2 separate regions of the Homo sapiens genome follow, and region 1 is linked to region 2. A link is an interaction called in ENCODE POLR2A ChIA-PET data of the cell type or tissue named here. Cell type or tissue: PC-9. All regions are shown on one strand. Each heading gives the region's core, and the rest is flanking DNA. Links, peaks and the distances in the headings are about the cores only.

What was found. ChIA-PET counts read pairs that join two places held together with the same protein. Peaks named below come from ENCODE experiments on the same cell type or tissue, not always from the same donor. Only the 100,000 strongest peaks of a DNase experiment are listed, where the experiment ranks them.
Region 1: POLR2A ChIA-PET joins it to region 2 with 6 read pairs; 2 of 35 experiments call an interaction of 5 or more read pairs at or near these places.

What each region holds. Positions count from the first base shown.
Region 1 is chr6:79,971,539-79,979,225 of GRCh38, reverse strand. LOC124901351 (a long non-coding RNA gene) reads right to left here. Exons shown (of 3, transcript XR_007059656.1): 2 at 5,313-5,465; 3 at 1-373. Among named protein-coding and RNA genes, the nearest start is that of ELOVL4, 28 kb to the right of the region's middle. In PC-9, for the core only: no CTCF peak of the experiment used is centred there; no DNase peak of the experiment used is centred there.
Region 2 is chr6:80,179,434-80,187,120 of GRCh38, reverse strand. The region is part of intron 6 of BCKDHB (branched chain keto acid dehydrogenase E1 subunit beta); the gene reads right to left. Among named protein-coding and RNA genes, the nearest start is that of BCKDHB, 77 kb to the right of the region's middle. In PC-9, for the core only: no CTCF peak of the experiment used is centred there; a DNase peak (open chromatin) is centred at 4,610; H3K27ac peaks cover 2,353 bases.

The sequences.
Region 1 (7,687 bases), core at 1,417-6,416, 210 kb after region 2:
ATTTGTTCATTAATTCATTTGTTGGTGCATTTATGAAAATTACAGCTGAAGGAAGAGGCTGCACTTGCTCAGGTATGAGGAAGATACTGGATCAGGGCAGTCCCAGAACTAACCTGGTTTCCCAGGAACGCATTAGAAAAGGAAGGGATCAAGACGGGCCAGGTCTCTCAGGACTGTGCTAGATGAGGGAAGATGGGCTGGAATGTGAATCTTCATGTAGTAATAGCAGTGTTCCAAGAATGAGAGGAGTGGCAAGGTCAGGTCTGAGAGAGCAGGAGTACATGGGGTAAGGTTGGCAAACTGCAATGACCTGGAACGCACATACTCCGTCAATTATTGCCAATCTTCTAGTTTTTCCAAAGTGGCCAAAAATCTAGATACAAGATGCAAATATTTCTAATGATCATTATTATTCTGCATACATCTATGGTATCTATTTATCCATCCATCTATTCATTCATTCATTCATCAATTTAATATTTGTTATCTATACTGAGCTATTCATTACCAGACACTGTTCTTAGTACCACAGATACAAGGATGAATAGGATACAATCCCTACCCTTAAATAACTCTTACTGCTTTATAGGACTTAATCCTCTGCTAAGGCCTTCTTTCTTTTCTCTCCTAGTTATTTCCTCAAAAACGTGAACACCTGTTTGTGTTGTCCTCCTCAATGCTGGTGCAGATCAAGGATCCTTTGGGGGCTGTTGTCCATGTCAGCTTTTTCTGGGAGGCTGAAAATTGCTGTGCAGAACCTCTTGGGCTTTCCTTCTAAGACCACTTGATAGAGGAAGTATATATTTCCCTCACCTTCTATATAATATCTGAATAGAAAACATAATATACACTGCCTGTGGTAGAACGTGCCTGTAATCCAAGCACTTTGGGAGGCTGAGACGGGAGGATAGCTCGAAGCCAGTAGTTTAAGACCAGCCTGGGCAACATAGTTAGACCCTATCTCTACAAAAAAAATTTAAAATAGCTGGATGTGGTGATGTGCACTTGTAGTCCTATCTACTCAGGAGGCTGAGGTGAGAGGATCACTTGAGCCCAGGAGTTCAAAGCTGTCATGAGCTATGATTGTGCCACTGTACTTTAGCCTGGGTGACAAAGTGAGACACTGCCTCTATAAAAGGGGGAAGAAACATGATATAGGAAGAAGCGGGAGAAGTATTTGCTCTCAGGGGACAGAGATAAAATACATTTGTGGTGGTCAAACCTGTATGATTCTTTTATATTATTTTGGTATTGGGAGAAATTCTTTCAACATGAGAATATACTATACAATACATAAGATGACTTTAATTTTTCCTCCATGGAAAGAAATACTTATCAATGATTATTTCCCTTTCATACATGCCAAGTAAATTTTAGAACATTACATATGGTTACTAAGTTCAATTATTAATGAAAAGAGAAATATATCTTTTAAATATGTTTTTCAATTTCCAGTGGAGAACTTACTCATTTTTAGGTAAATTTGGTAGTGAACTATGTCAGTGGTAAAAAAAAAAATGCCATGCTTTAAATATATTTTAATATTCATTATCTCATTTGACCCACACAACAACTATATGATGTAGATAGGGAATGCATTATCTTCATTTATCAGATAGAGTTGAGCCATAAAGAGACTAGAGACTTGTACATGCCCACGCACATTAGGGCCAGAGATAAAAATAGAGTTGAAGTCTCTGGATTTCTAGTCCAGGACGCGTTCCATTATAACACAGTACCTTCCTAGTTGCTCTTCATAAAATCTATGATCTGGTACAGACAAAATGCTAAAGGAAAATCCTCATAAGTAAAAAATCCAACCTGCTAGCTAGGATCTAGTAAAATGCTCAGAACATGTTGTTTTCCTTTGTCTTACCCTTATTTATTCTAGATCAAAATGGAATACATAAATATACACAACCAGAAATTTACTGGGACCAATTATTTCACAATTTTATGGCTGTTGTGCCCAACATTAATTCACATGTCATCTCTTATTTGGAAATCTTTTGAATGATTCTGGGCAAAAACTTACTAATAATATAGAAAATCCTGCTGAATTTAATTAGCCTTTGGCAATAAAAATTTGTGAGTTTGCTGATCAGTAAGTTAGCTCTACCAGATAGACCTCATTATTTACAGACTTGATTTAGTTTCTCAGTAAAATGGTCTTCTCGGTAGAGCATGAGGGAATAATATTTCTTTCACTTTCTACTTTGCTTTATAACTAGCGAAGATTTTATAATCATTTAGATCTTACTTCACTGCCAACTCCTGAAATTTAATCCTATGTATGCTCTGCCACAGACAAAACTTTCCACTTTACAAAAAACTTTTCTCCAAAAAATACCCATTGCCCCCAGATAGGAAATTCACTGATGTATTTGTTTTCAAAGAAAAGATAAAAGTTGTGGAAAGCAGCAATGTGGTAGGAAAATCACTCTTGATTAATTCTCAAAAGTGACGGGGTAGTGGGAAATAAGGTGGTAGTGGGGGTGGTGGAGAGGTAGGAAGTAGGAATATATATATACATTATGTATATACATACAGAAAAAAAAAGATCTAACCTTAAAGAGTGTGGTGAGGTACTAAGAGCAAAAAACTGCACAATTAGGTCTCTAAAATAAATTACAAGACATTTAAATTGCTTTCTTCCTTTTGACTTCCTTGGATATAGTAATGTAGATAGCAATATACAGAAAATATACATAGAAAAGCACCTCTTGGAATTCATTTACTAAAGTTTTCAAGTAAACTCAATGTTCTTTGCAGATAATCACAAGTTTTTACAATGGTTGAAATAGGTTGAGTGTTTTTCCAAGTAGCTAGAAAGACAGGTTTCAAAATGATTAAGGATAAAATCTCTCAGTTCAAAATTAAATTCACTTACTGTATTAGTCTGTTCTCACGCTGCTAATAAATACATACCCAAAACTGGGTAATTCATAAAGGAAAGAGGTTTAATTGACTCACAGTTCCACATGGCTGGGGAGGCCTCACAATCATGGTGGAAGGCAAAGGAGGAACAAAGTTACATCTTACATGATGGCAGTCAAGAGAGCATGTGCAGGGGAACTCCCCTTTAAAAAACCATTAGCTCTTGGGAGACTTATTCACTATCACAAGAATAACACGGGAAAAACCTGCCTCCACAACTCAACTACCTCCCACCAGGTCCCTCCCATGACACGTGTGGATTATTACAATTCAAGGTGAGATTTGGGTGGGGACACAAAGTGAAACTGTATCACTTGCTAATTTTATAATTGAAAAATTTTTTAAATTTCAATAATGTAATTAAGAAGCCCAGAAAAATTCAAGTGTAATAATGCTTATCAGCTTCATCTTTTACTCCCTGGCCAAAATTTTATTTGGCTATCTTGTAAAAATTATGAAATTATCAATTAAAATATTATTCATTACTGAGAGGTAAAAAGTTAATATATACAATACAGCATATAAAATTAATATGAATGTAAATTTAGTGTAATAAACTCTTCAGCTTAATATTTCAAAGAAATCTAAGTTCTAAACTCAGTTGTTTCTTCAGATCTATTCTTCCATTCTCTGCTTCGGTTGATTACATTTCTATCTACTCATCATCCAAGTTAAACCTTATAAGTATCATTTATGCTTTCATTCTTCAAATATTTGTTGAGTAGCAGCAATGTCTCAGACCAGATGCTAGGCACAGGAGATACAGAGGGGCTAAGACAGACAAGGAGCCTTCATTCCAGTAGAAAGATAATAAGCTTTATGAATTAGTTAATCAAACAAGATAATTTTAGCTAATGATAAGTACTGTGGAGGAAATAAACTGGGTGATGACAAGTAGAGTTCAATTTAAATAGCCTTCTCTGAGGAGGTGACACATGAGCTGAGACTAGAAGAGCTCAGAGCAGAATATTCCAGGTAGAGGGAATGACGAATAAAAGGATTAGAGTGAGGAAAAGTTCAATGTGTTTGAAGAACAGCCTGGGGAGGGAGGTGGTGTGAATAGGCAAGAGTCAGTATGTGCACAGACTTGGTCGTGATGGTGAATAATTTATTATAAAATGATGGGAAGCCATTTAAAGCATACAAGTATGGGATTGATTGGCTTGATCTGATAGTCCTGGTAGAGAGGGACAAGACTGGGAGCAGAATGACTCATCATAAGGAGTCCAAGCAGCAGATGATGGTGGCTTATTCCAAAGTAGTAGAAATGCAGACCCATGATATATGTTGGAGGTGTAACTGGTAGGTCTGAATAATTAATTAGATGTGGTGGGTAGCAGTGGTGTGCTGGAACAGACTCTCAGTAGCTCATGTGAGCTGAGTGCAAGCATATCCTTCCAACTCTGCATTCAGTGATGAAATGACACCTGGCTTAATCAGCCATGGAGGGAGTATCTATGATGTATCATAAAGATTGGCAAATGCTACAAATAAGGCCTTCCACACCCTTATCCCCAGACTCATTTGAATATCGCCTGCACATCCATGGCAGGGAGGGAAAGGAGAATAATCAACAGTTGATTTGGACACACGTTTGAGTCGCCTGTTGAGTCCTCCTTTTTCTGCTCCTTCATGCTCATCAGGTTTTCAAATTCCACAAGTTACTTTTCAAATCTATCTCTTCACTTTCTCAGCATCTGATGGACTGTTCACAGCCTCATCAACTCTTCCTTGCACTATTGCAAAAACTTCCTGGTTTCTCTGTAAAGAGTGTTGCCGGCTCAAATTCATCTTTCAAACATCAAATCAAAATTATCTAAACTACAAATATAATCTGATTACTGTTAGGTTTATTATCATTTAAACTGTTTGTATATAGGAAAAGTCCAAGCTCCTCAACATGAAGTCCCAAGGCTTTTATCCCTGAATTCTATCATCTGGTACTCCCTGTCTTAAACTTGACCAACATTCAACTGCTTCTTATTCCATATACATATCATGCTACTTCTCACCTTCAGGTTATGTTTTTAAATGTCTCCACTATGGGAACTGTTATTCCATCCTCAACTGGCACACATAGATAATCTCTTTGGGAAGTCTTCCATGATTACTTCCTCCCCACACTGGCTAGATTTTGAGGACTAACATCTGGGCTCTTAGCCATTCACTGCACTTATTTCATTGCGTTGAAAGTGTTGAAATTACTGTATGTATTGCTGTATCTGTCTTTCCCTCTAGATTATGAGAAACTTCAAGGCAAGGATAGCACCTGAAGTACACAGCAAATTCAACATACATAGATACTCAGTGAATGTTTGTTGAATGAACAAATGAATTTGTTAATATTTATTTATGGCATACCTTTTAGCCATTACCTTTTCTAGTAAGCCACAGACATCTCCGGTCAAAATGAAGAGATTCTTCTGTTTTCAGTGCACCCCATCAGATCTCTGCCTTCATGTTGTCATTAAGGTTGTTGTGGAGGTTAATATTGTCAATACCATCATTATTGCTACATGTATTGGGTTCTGGAGGCAGAGGCAGTGAGATTAATTCATTTGCCAAGGTCATACAGTAAGTAAAGAGACATTTATCATCACTTATTACACTTTATTATACTAATCTTTTTACTTATCTTTACTATACTGTCAATTCTTTGATGATTGTGCCTGAATCGGAGTCAGCTTTGAATAATAACAAAAACACTAGCAACCAATATTTATTGAGTACTCATACTACTTTATATGGCTGACCTCATTTAAGGCCTTACAACATGTGTATGCTGTAGGTGCTATTAATAAACCTACTTTATAATAAGATATATATTAAACCTACTTTACAGTAAAATGTATAGTAGTTATTTATCTTCAAGATAAATTCCCAGAATTGAAATTACTGCAAAAGGTTATAACTATTTTTTCACTTTTAATTTATTATTTATGATTTTAAAAATAATCTTCATTTTTAGAACAGTTTTGGATTTAAATAGAAATTGCAAAGATAAAAGAGTTCTCATATACCTCACACACATTTTCCCCTATTATTACCATCTTACATTAGGATGGTACATTTGTCACAATTGTTGAACCAATATTGAGTCTGTACTTTATTCAAATTTCCATAGATTTTACCTAATGTTCCTTTCGTTTCCAGGATCCCCTCCAGAATACTAACTATATTATTTTAGTTTTCATGTTTCCTTAGGCTCCTCTTGGCTATGACAGTTTCTCAGACTTTCTTTGTTTTGGATGACCTTTATCATTTTTAGGAGTATTAATTATACATTTGTAGAATGTTTTGGGAACTTGTCTGATGTTTTCACATGATTAGACTGGGGTTGTGGATTTGGGGAAGAAAGACCACAGAGGTAAACTGTTATTTTCATCAAATCATATTAAGGGTACATACTATCAACATTTTTTATCACTGTTGATGTTGACCTTGATCATGTGATTGAGGTAGTATTTGTCAGGTGTATCCATTTTAAAGATACTCTTCTTTCCCTCTTTTCATACTGCACTTTTTGGGAAGAAGTCACTGGGTGCAGCCTACATTTAAGGAATGGGGTGTTATGTTCCACTTCCTTGAAGGTGGAGTATCTACATAAATTATTTTGAATTCTTTGGCAAGGGAAATTTATCTCTTCTTTCTTTCTTCTCCCCTCCCCACCTCGCTCCCTCCCTCCCTTTTTTGGTTCATGGCTATTTGTTTTACATTTTGGGCTACAGTGCAATACTACCTTAATTTGCTACTCAAAATGTTTCAGCTTTAGGCTTTGGTTGCGGTATCCCTTTGCCATATCCATAAAATTGGGGGGGGGGGTTTCTCTGAGTACTTCCTTACTTTCTGGCATAACTACAGAAAGTTATACCAGGCTCTTCTTACACATGTCCTGCCCCAGTCCTAGAGCTAGTTATTTTTTCAAGGATTTCTGGTTACTTAGATTGGAAAATGGTATTAAAAACCAAAATCTGGGCCGGGCGCGGTGGCTCACGCCTGTAATCCCAGCACTTTGGGAGGCCGAGGAGGGCGGATCACGAGGTCAGGAGATCGAGACCATCCTCGCTAACACGGTGAAACCCCGTCTCTACTAAAAAATACAAAAAAAATTAGCCAGGTATGGTGGCGGGCGCCTGTAGTCCCAGATACTTAGGAGGCTGAGGCAGGAGAATGCCGTGAACCCGGGAGGCGGAGCTTGCAGTGAGCAGAGATCACGCTACTGCACTCCAGCCTGGGAGACAGAGCGAGACTCTGTCTCAAAAAAAAAAACAAAAAAACAAAAAAACACCAAAATCTGGATGCGACGTGTGCTTGTTGCCTGTAGAGTATCATTTACTCTTAGCCCTCTCAGCTGACAGGGCAAAGGAATACATGTGTGTATACTGACCTGTGTATTTACAGACAGTCCCTGACTTATGATGATTTTTTAACTATATCATGGTGCAAAAAATCATGCACATTCAGTATGCTCCCCAACTTACAGTGGGGCTATATCTGGATAAACCCATTATAAGCTGAAAATACCTTAGTCGAAAATGCACTTTTGACTTACAATATTTTTAATTTATGATGGGATTATCTGAATATCAAAGTTCAGGAACATCTGTAAACATCTACATGTAAAACTCTTTGCATCTATATTAAGCCAAACGGGAGTTTATGTTGGTGTGTCCAACTCTAATCTACTACAATAGGGATCATCCTAGCCTCCTCCCTTTGCTTACCTTTAAATTTACACTTTAATAGTAAG
Region 2 (7,687 bases), core at 1,739-6,738:
ATGTAGCTCCCATTTGGACAGACAGAACAGTGTGTGGAGACTCACACTGTAAACTTTTCCTCCAAGAACCACCACAGGAACCTACCAGGAAAACCAAAAGAATTCACAGGCTACTTACTTTGAAAGAAGTAGCTTGACACTGCAAACTCCATGAGACAGCTGAAAAACTGTAAGTTCCCAAAGTGTGAGTGGGGGAAAAGTCTGCCTCTGAACAGACATCCCCACTGGGGAACCTAAAAATCCAGATCACAGGAGAAGAATTTAATCTCATCTGAAGTTAAAATGGATTTAGGCAGCCAAGTGAAATATCAAAGTAGAAGAAGGAGCGGGAAGCGCCCTGTAGGCACTCCCAGTTCCCGGCTCAAACCAGAGAAAGCCATCCCTGACTTATCTCACAGGGGTCCTTGGGGAAGGCAGCCAGTGGAATTAGGGAGGGGCCATAGGATGAAAGAAGCTTCTAGCTGAACTTCATAATACGTTCAACTGAGTACAAATTTTCCTGAGCAGAGTCCAGGGGGCAAATGGGAAGTGCACATATAACTTGCAGATACAAGCACAGAAGCCACAGCTGATGGTGCAGGCAGACGGAAAAGGGCAAGGCCTGAGAGCCCTGCTTGTTTTCTCAGCAGGAAGGCTTGTAGTCTGGGGCAAGATCTATCCGCTCTCCCCAGCTGCCTGAATATAAACGTGTGCTGTTGGTGGGGCATGGCAGGAGTGAGATTGGCCTTGCTGGCTGCGTGGAAGCTAGGTGAGGCCTGTCACTGCCGGCTTTCCCCCCTTCCCTGGCGACCAGTATGACACAGCAGAGGCAGCTGTAATGCCCCGGAACATCACCCACAGTGGCCTCGGCAAGCCCTGCTCAAGGAGAGTCTGAGCTCAGACCTGCCTAGGCCTGCCCCCACCTCATGGTTTTTCACTACCCACCCTGGTAGCCTGAGCCAAAATACATAAACCCTTGAGAACTCTAAAGCCCCATCCATTGCCTGAAGAACCCAAGTACTCATCCTGGCCAACAAAGAACAAACTTGTATCCCCCTTCTACTACCACAGCTGGCACTCTTTTAAAAGCACCACCTCCTGGGTAGAGGCCAACCAACTCAAGACATAACAGAATAACCCTGCTCCAAAAAAGGAGAAAACAGCTAATTCTACCATCTACAACATCCTGACTAACCAGAGGTTCTAAGTCTGTCCACATAACAACTTCACTGCTGGCATAACCAGCATTCGAAAAAACCAGCACACTAAACAAAACGACAACCAAGGACTATCATAGAGTACACTTAACTCCCTTGCCACCTATACTGGAGCAGGTGCTGGCATCCACAGCTAGGAGATATGAAGACATATCACCTCACAGGACTCTTTGCAGACATTCCCCAGCATCAGCCCAGAGCCCAGCAGCCCCGCTGAGTGGCTAAAGCAAGAAAGACAATAACAAGAACTGCAGTCCAGCTCTCTCAGGAAGTCCCATCTCCAGGTGAAGGGGAGAACATCACATCAAGGGATCAGCCCACAGGACAAAAGAATCTGAACAGCAGCCCTTGAGTTCCAGTTCTTTCCACTGAAACACTACCAAAATGAGAAGGAACCAGAAAAGCAATTATGGTAATATGGCAAAACAAGGTTCTGTAACACCCCCAAAAGATCACACTCGCTCTCCAACAATAGATTCAAACGAAGAAAAAAATCCCTGATTGCCAGATAAGGAATTCAGAAGGTTGATTATTAAGGTACTCAAGGAGGTACCAGAAAAGGTAGAAAAACAACTTAAAGAAAATTTAAAAAAAAACAGTGCAGGATATGGATGAAAAGGTATACAGAGAAATAAATATCATAAAGAAAAAACAGTCACAAGTTCTGGAAATGAAAGACACACTAAGAGAAATAAAAAATACACTGCAAAGTTTCAACAATAGACTATAACAAGTAGAAGAAAGAACTTCAGAGCTCAAAGACAAGGCTTACAAATTAACCGAAAGACAAAGAAAAATGAACAAAGCCTCCAAGAAATTTGGGATTATGTTAAACGACCAAACCTAAGAATAATTGGTGTTCCTGAGGAAGAAGAAAAATCTGAAAGTTCAGAAAACTTATTAGAGGGGATAATAGAGAAAAACTTCCCTGTCCTTGCTAGAGATCTAGACATTCAAATACAAAAAGCTCAAAGAACACCTGGGAAATTTATTGCAAAAAGATCATCTCCTAGGCACGTGGTCATCAAGTTATCTAAAGTCAAGACAAAGGAAAGAATCTTCAGAGTTGTGAGGCAAAAGCATCAGGTAACCTATAAAGGAAAACCTCTCAGATTAACAGCAGATTTCTCAGCAGAAACCCTACAAGCCAAGAGGGATTAGGGTCCTATCTTTAGCCTCCTTAAATAAAATAATTATCAGCCAAGAATTTTGTATGCCGCAAAACTAACCTTCATAAATAGAGGAGAGATAAAGTCTTTTTCAGATAAACAAATGCTGAAAGAATTCTCCACTACCAAGCTAGCACTACAAGAACTTCTAAAAGGAGTTCTAAATCTTGAAACAAAACCTTGAAATATACCAAAATAGAACCTCCCTATAAAGTATAAATCTCACAAGGCCTATTAAAAAAAGACAACTTTAAAAAAAAGGTATTCAGGCAACAACATGATGAATAAAACAGTACCTCACATCTCAATGCTAATGTTAAATGTATATGGCTTAAACGCTCCACTTAAGAGATACAGAATAAATAAAAATCTACCAACCAAGTATCTACTGTCTGTCTTCAAGAGACTCACTTAACACCTAAGGACTCACATAAACTTAAGGTAAAGGGATGGAGAAAGATATTTCATGCAAATGGAAACCAAAGCTAGCAGGAGTAGGTATTCTCAGACAAAACAGACTTTAAAGCAACAACAATTTAAAAAGTCAAAGGGGGATATTACATAATGATAAAAGGACTACTCCAACAGGAAAATATCACAATCCTAAATAATATGCATCTAACACTGGAGCTCCCAAATTTATAAAACAATTACTACCAGATGAATAAGTTGAAACTTATTTGCACACCAAAACCTGCACATGGATGTTTACAGCAACTTTATTCATAACTGTCAAAACTTAGAAGCAACCAAGATACCTTTCTGCAGGTGAATGAATAAATAAACTGTGTTACTTCCAAACAATGGAGTATTATTCAGCATTAAATAGAAATGAGTTATCAAGCCATGAAAAGACATGGAGGAATCTTAAATACATAGTACTAAGTGAAGGAAGCCAATCTGAAAAGGTTTCATACTGCATAATTCCAATTATATGACATTCTGGAAAAGATAAAACTATGGATACAATAAAGCTATCAGTGTTTGCCAGGGGTTGAAGTGAGGGGAGACAAACAGATGAAGCACAGAAAATTTCTAGGACAGTGGAAATACTCTGCAAGATATTATAGTGGTAGATACATGTCATCATACAACCCACAGAAGGTACAACACTAAGAGTGAACACTGATGTAAACCATGGACTTTGAGTGATGACAATGTGTTAACATAGGTCATCAATTGTAAAAAATGTACAACTCTGATGGGGATGTTGGCAATGGGGAAGGCTATGCTTGTTTGAGGTCAGTGGGTATGTGGAAAATCTCCATGTCTATCTCTCAATTTTGCTGTGAATCTAAAATTGCTCTTAAAAAATAACTCTTAATTAAAAAACGGCAAATTCTGATACACAAGTGAATAAAAACACAAGGTTTTCACTCTTACAATTGCCAAGTTAAATGTCTGACAAATATTTCCTGTTTTCATTTTTAGATTTTAGTAACAGTTACTTTATTGAGTCTTGCCGCCCCACAGTACCTGTGGTAATGATTCCCTATCCTTCCATAGTTTTTCATTAACTGCTGTTTAGACACACAGCATCTGGCTTCGTCAATCATGCATTACTCAGGGCTAAATTGAATATATGGGGCTTAGAGAAAGCAAGAAAGGGATTAAGAGATACAGGTTGTAGAATATTTACAATAAAGAACACAAGCGTAATTTTCTTCTTCTACATACACATATATATACAAGCAGAGATGTTTTCTTCAACATTTTTTAAAATAACCAGAATTTAGAAACAATTCGTTGTTCCATAATAGGGAAAGGATACATGTGAAGGTACATGTGAAGAAATTTTATGACTATAAAATGAATACGGTTTTATGAATATAAAAACCAGCTAAGCCTATGTGAATAGATACAGAAATATATCAAAAATATATTGGTAAAAAAAGCAAGTTATACAATATTTGTAACATGCTCTTATTTGTATTATTTGTGTGTGTACATTTTATACACTCACATACTTGACTAAATGGATAGAAAATAATTTGCAAAGCAAGTTACAAAACAATGTTTATAATACAATATTTTTATGTTACACATACAAAATCTGTTTACATGGAAGTAAATGTATTCTATATATTCACATATGTATGTAAATATAAAAGCACAGAAAAAGGCTTAAGGAAAGGAGTTCAAAGTGAGCCAGTAGGAAAAGGGAACTTTCACTATATTATGCTATATAGTTCTGTGATGCTGGAACTTTTTACAAAGAAAACACATGACTCATGGTATTAAAATTTTATTCAGGAACAAAAATAAATCACTCTACCACATAGCTTAAGCTTAGTCATTGAGAATGTAAATACCTTAAAGCTAATGATCAAAAATAGATATCTGCTTACGGTCAAACTTAGCCTGAAAAGTGAATAATATTAAAAATATACCATAGCATAAGAAAATCCCACTGGGTCCTATTCCATGAATAGTTCAGTTTATTAACTCAGTCACAGAAGATATACAAACAAATTCAAAGGCAATTGCACTGTCAGTTGACTGAACACCTTTTGATTCTTCCTGCTACTCAATACTAAGTCAGGGCCTTCTCATCACAAAATAGAATAATTGCCTATTAGCTGAAGTCCTGCCGGCTTTAGATATCTGGAACTGTAGATTTACAAGAAATGCTACCATGCGATTTTAAGAACAAAATAGAAATCTACTTGACCACTTCATAGAAGAAATATGAAATAAACAAACATGACTTGTAATCAAATGGAAACTGAAATAAATTAATAATATACGTTTAAAAGTATAGATAAAACAGTCTTACAGTATATAAAACAAAAAGTCAACAGTAGTTAGAGGATGGACTTATGAGTTCCTTTTATCTTTGTTTGTACTTTTCAGTACAAACATATATAAAAGATTAAGCAATAGACAGAATCCAAATCTCCCTGTATTCACACCCTTCTGCAATATGAGTAGGCATCTTTTCCCATGAAGAGATGGTGTCTATTTGTCCTCCTCTTCAACTTGGGCTGACTTTGTGACTTATTTTGGCCAACATACTATGGCAGAAGTGACAGTATGTCAACTCCAAGCCTATGCTTCAAGGGCCTTACAACCTCTGCTTCCACCAGGTGAACAAGCTTGAGCCAGCCCGCAGGGTGATAAAGGGACAGATAGACCAAAGCCTATCAGCCACAACTGGTGAAATAGCCCAACTAAAATCAGCAAATCCAACCCACACCTGACCTACAACTGACTATAGACCTATGAGGAAGCCTAGACAAGACCAGAATTGCTGAGCTGTGACCGGCCTAAATGCTGACCTGCAGATGAGCTATATAAAGAACATTGTTGACTTAGCCACTGAGTTTCAGGAGTGGCCTGTTAAGCATCGATGGCTGACAGTCAGAGTATGTGTTACCTTTATAATGAGAAAAATAAATATTTTTAAGAAAATAAGGTAAGCCATTGTAAACCAATGCCTTAATTATAATATTGTGTACAACAAAATAAAATTATCTGATTTTCAGCAGTTGTATACATTTTTAATTTAAAAAGAAGAAATTAAATAAACTCAAGAGGGTATCAGAACTACCTCACTGTAGTTAAGGATCCAGCTGACATTTAGCAAACCTAATTGTCTTAGTCCACTTCGTTTTGCTAGGACAGAATACCTAAGACTGGATGATTTATAAATAAAATGCATTTCTTAAAGTCTGGAGTTCAACTCTTTCAACTAAAAGAGTTGAAAGTTGTTGCCTGTGGGGAAAGATGCTTGGATTTGGTGAAGGGTAAGGTAAGGAACTGCTATTTTTTATTAGAAGCTATCATTTGACTTTTTAAATTATGTGTATTATTTCAATTTAGAAACTAATTTAAAAATCTAACAAATGAATTCAATTTCTCCCACTAATGGATCCAACTTACTCTTGTGAGTGTACCTAGCATTAAATATACTAACCCGCACAAATTAATCTGCTTAATGTAAAATACAAAATATTAATTTCTCTCTTTACGTACACTGATACTTGGCAAAAAATATTTTAAGTCTTCTACCATTAAAAAGCTACTTTAAATAATGTTCGTCTCTTCAAAATATATGAATTCATACACAATTAGTACATCTGCTAAAAAAGTTCCTCAATATCATTATGTCCTATTTTTACGTATTTTTGGATTATCCAGAAATCCTAGAAACAAGACAAACAATACAAGGATTTTAGTCTTTTAGTCTGTCTTGATTTCCCACTAGAAGAATCACAGATGAAAATCATATTTAATTCAATATCACTGATGTCATGTGTCATTCAATTAAGTAAAACCAAAAGACATTAAAGAATATCTTCTTCACAAGATGCCTATATGTGATAATGTCACACTGACTCACTCTTTTTGAATCATCACTATTTTGTACATTTTTTACACCAGCTGGATTTTTCTGCCTTATCTACCTTTTCTAAACATCCTTCTCCATTTCTAAAAAGATTCATTGCACTCAAATGTCATAATTACAATAAATAATCAGGAAATCGAAAATATTATTAGGTTACTTTCTCCTTCTATGTTCAGGAAACCTAAAGTTTTATATATATTGATTGCATATTCAAAATAAGGAGAAATAAAATTCAAGAAAATTGCTGCATAAAGAATATATGACTTATTTTCATCTGTACGATTTATAAAGTTAATGGTTGAATTGAAAGAAATCATTTCTAAAGGCTGGACATGTGGGAGAGTCACCACAGCCCAGAGGTTTGCACAGAGAGCAGTTTATGAGCACAGGCCCAGAAATGATGGAGTCAGAGAGATCAGGCCCAGAAATGATGGAGTCAGAGAGATCAACAGGAACTGTGACTGGCACAATGCTGCACAGGGGCCAAACGACCTCATCTCTTCTTGCCCAAATGCAGGAAGACTACATTTCCCAGCTGCCTTTGCCTCTATCTGGGGACATATGACTAGGTCCCTTAATGACTAATGATTACAAGGTGCAAAGGTTCCCAAACCCCCTACCTGTAACCAGACCAGACTGTGACATGTAGTTTTTATAACTTTCAAAGAAGCAAATTAATCCTATGCCAATGGAGAAATTAATGCAATATATATATATTCAAACCTTGGACTATATACTACATAGGGATGTACTACCTTAAGTCATGGCTATGAATAGTGCAGTCATCCCTTGGTATGCATGGGGGTTTGGTTCAGGACTTCTTGAAGATACAAAAATCCATAGCTGCTCAGAACCCTGATCTAAATGGCACAGGATTTGCATAGAACCTATGCACAACCTCCCTTATCCTTAAAATCATATCTAGATTACTTATAATGCCTAATACAATGTAAATTCTATGTAAATGGCTGCTA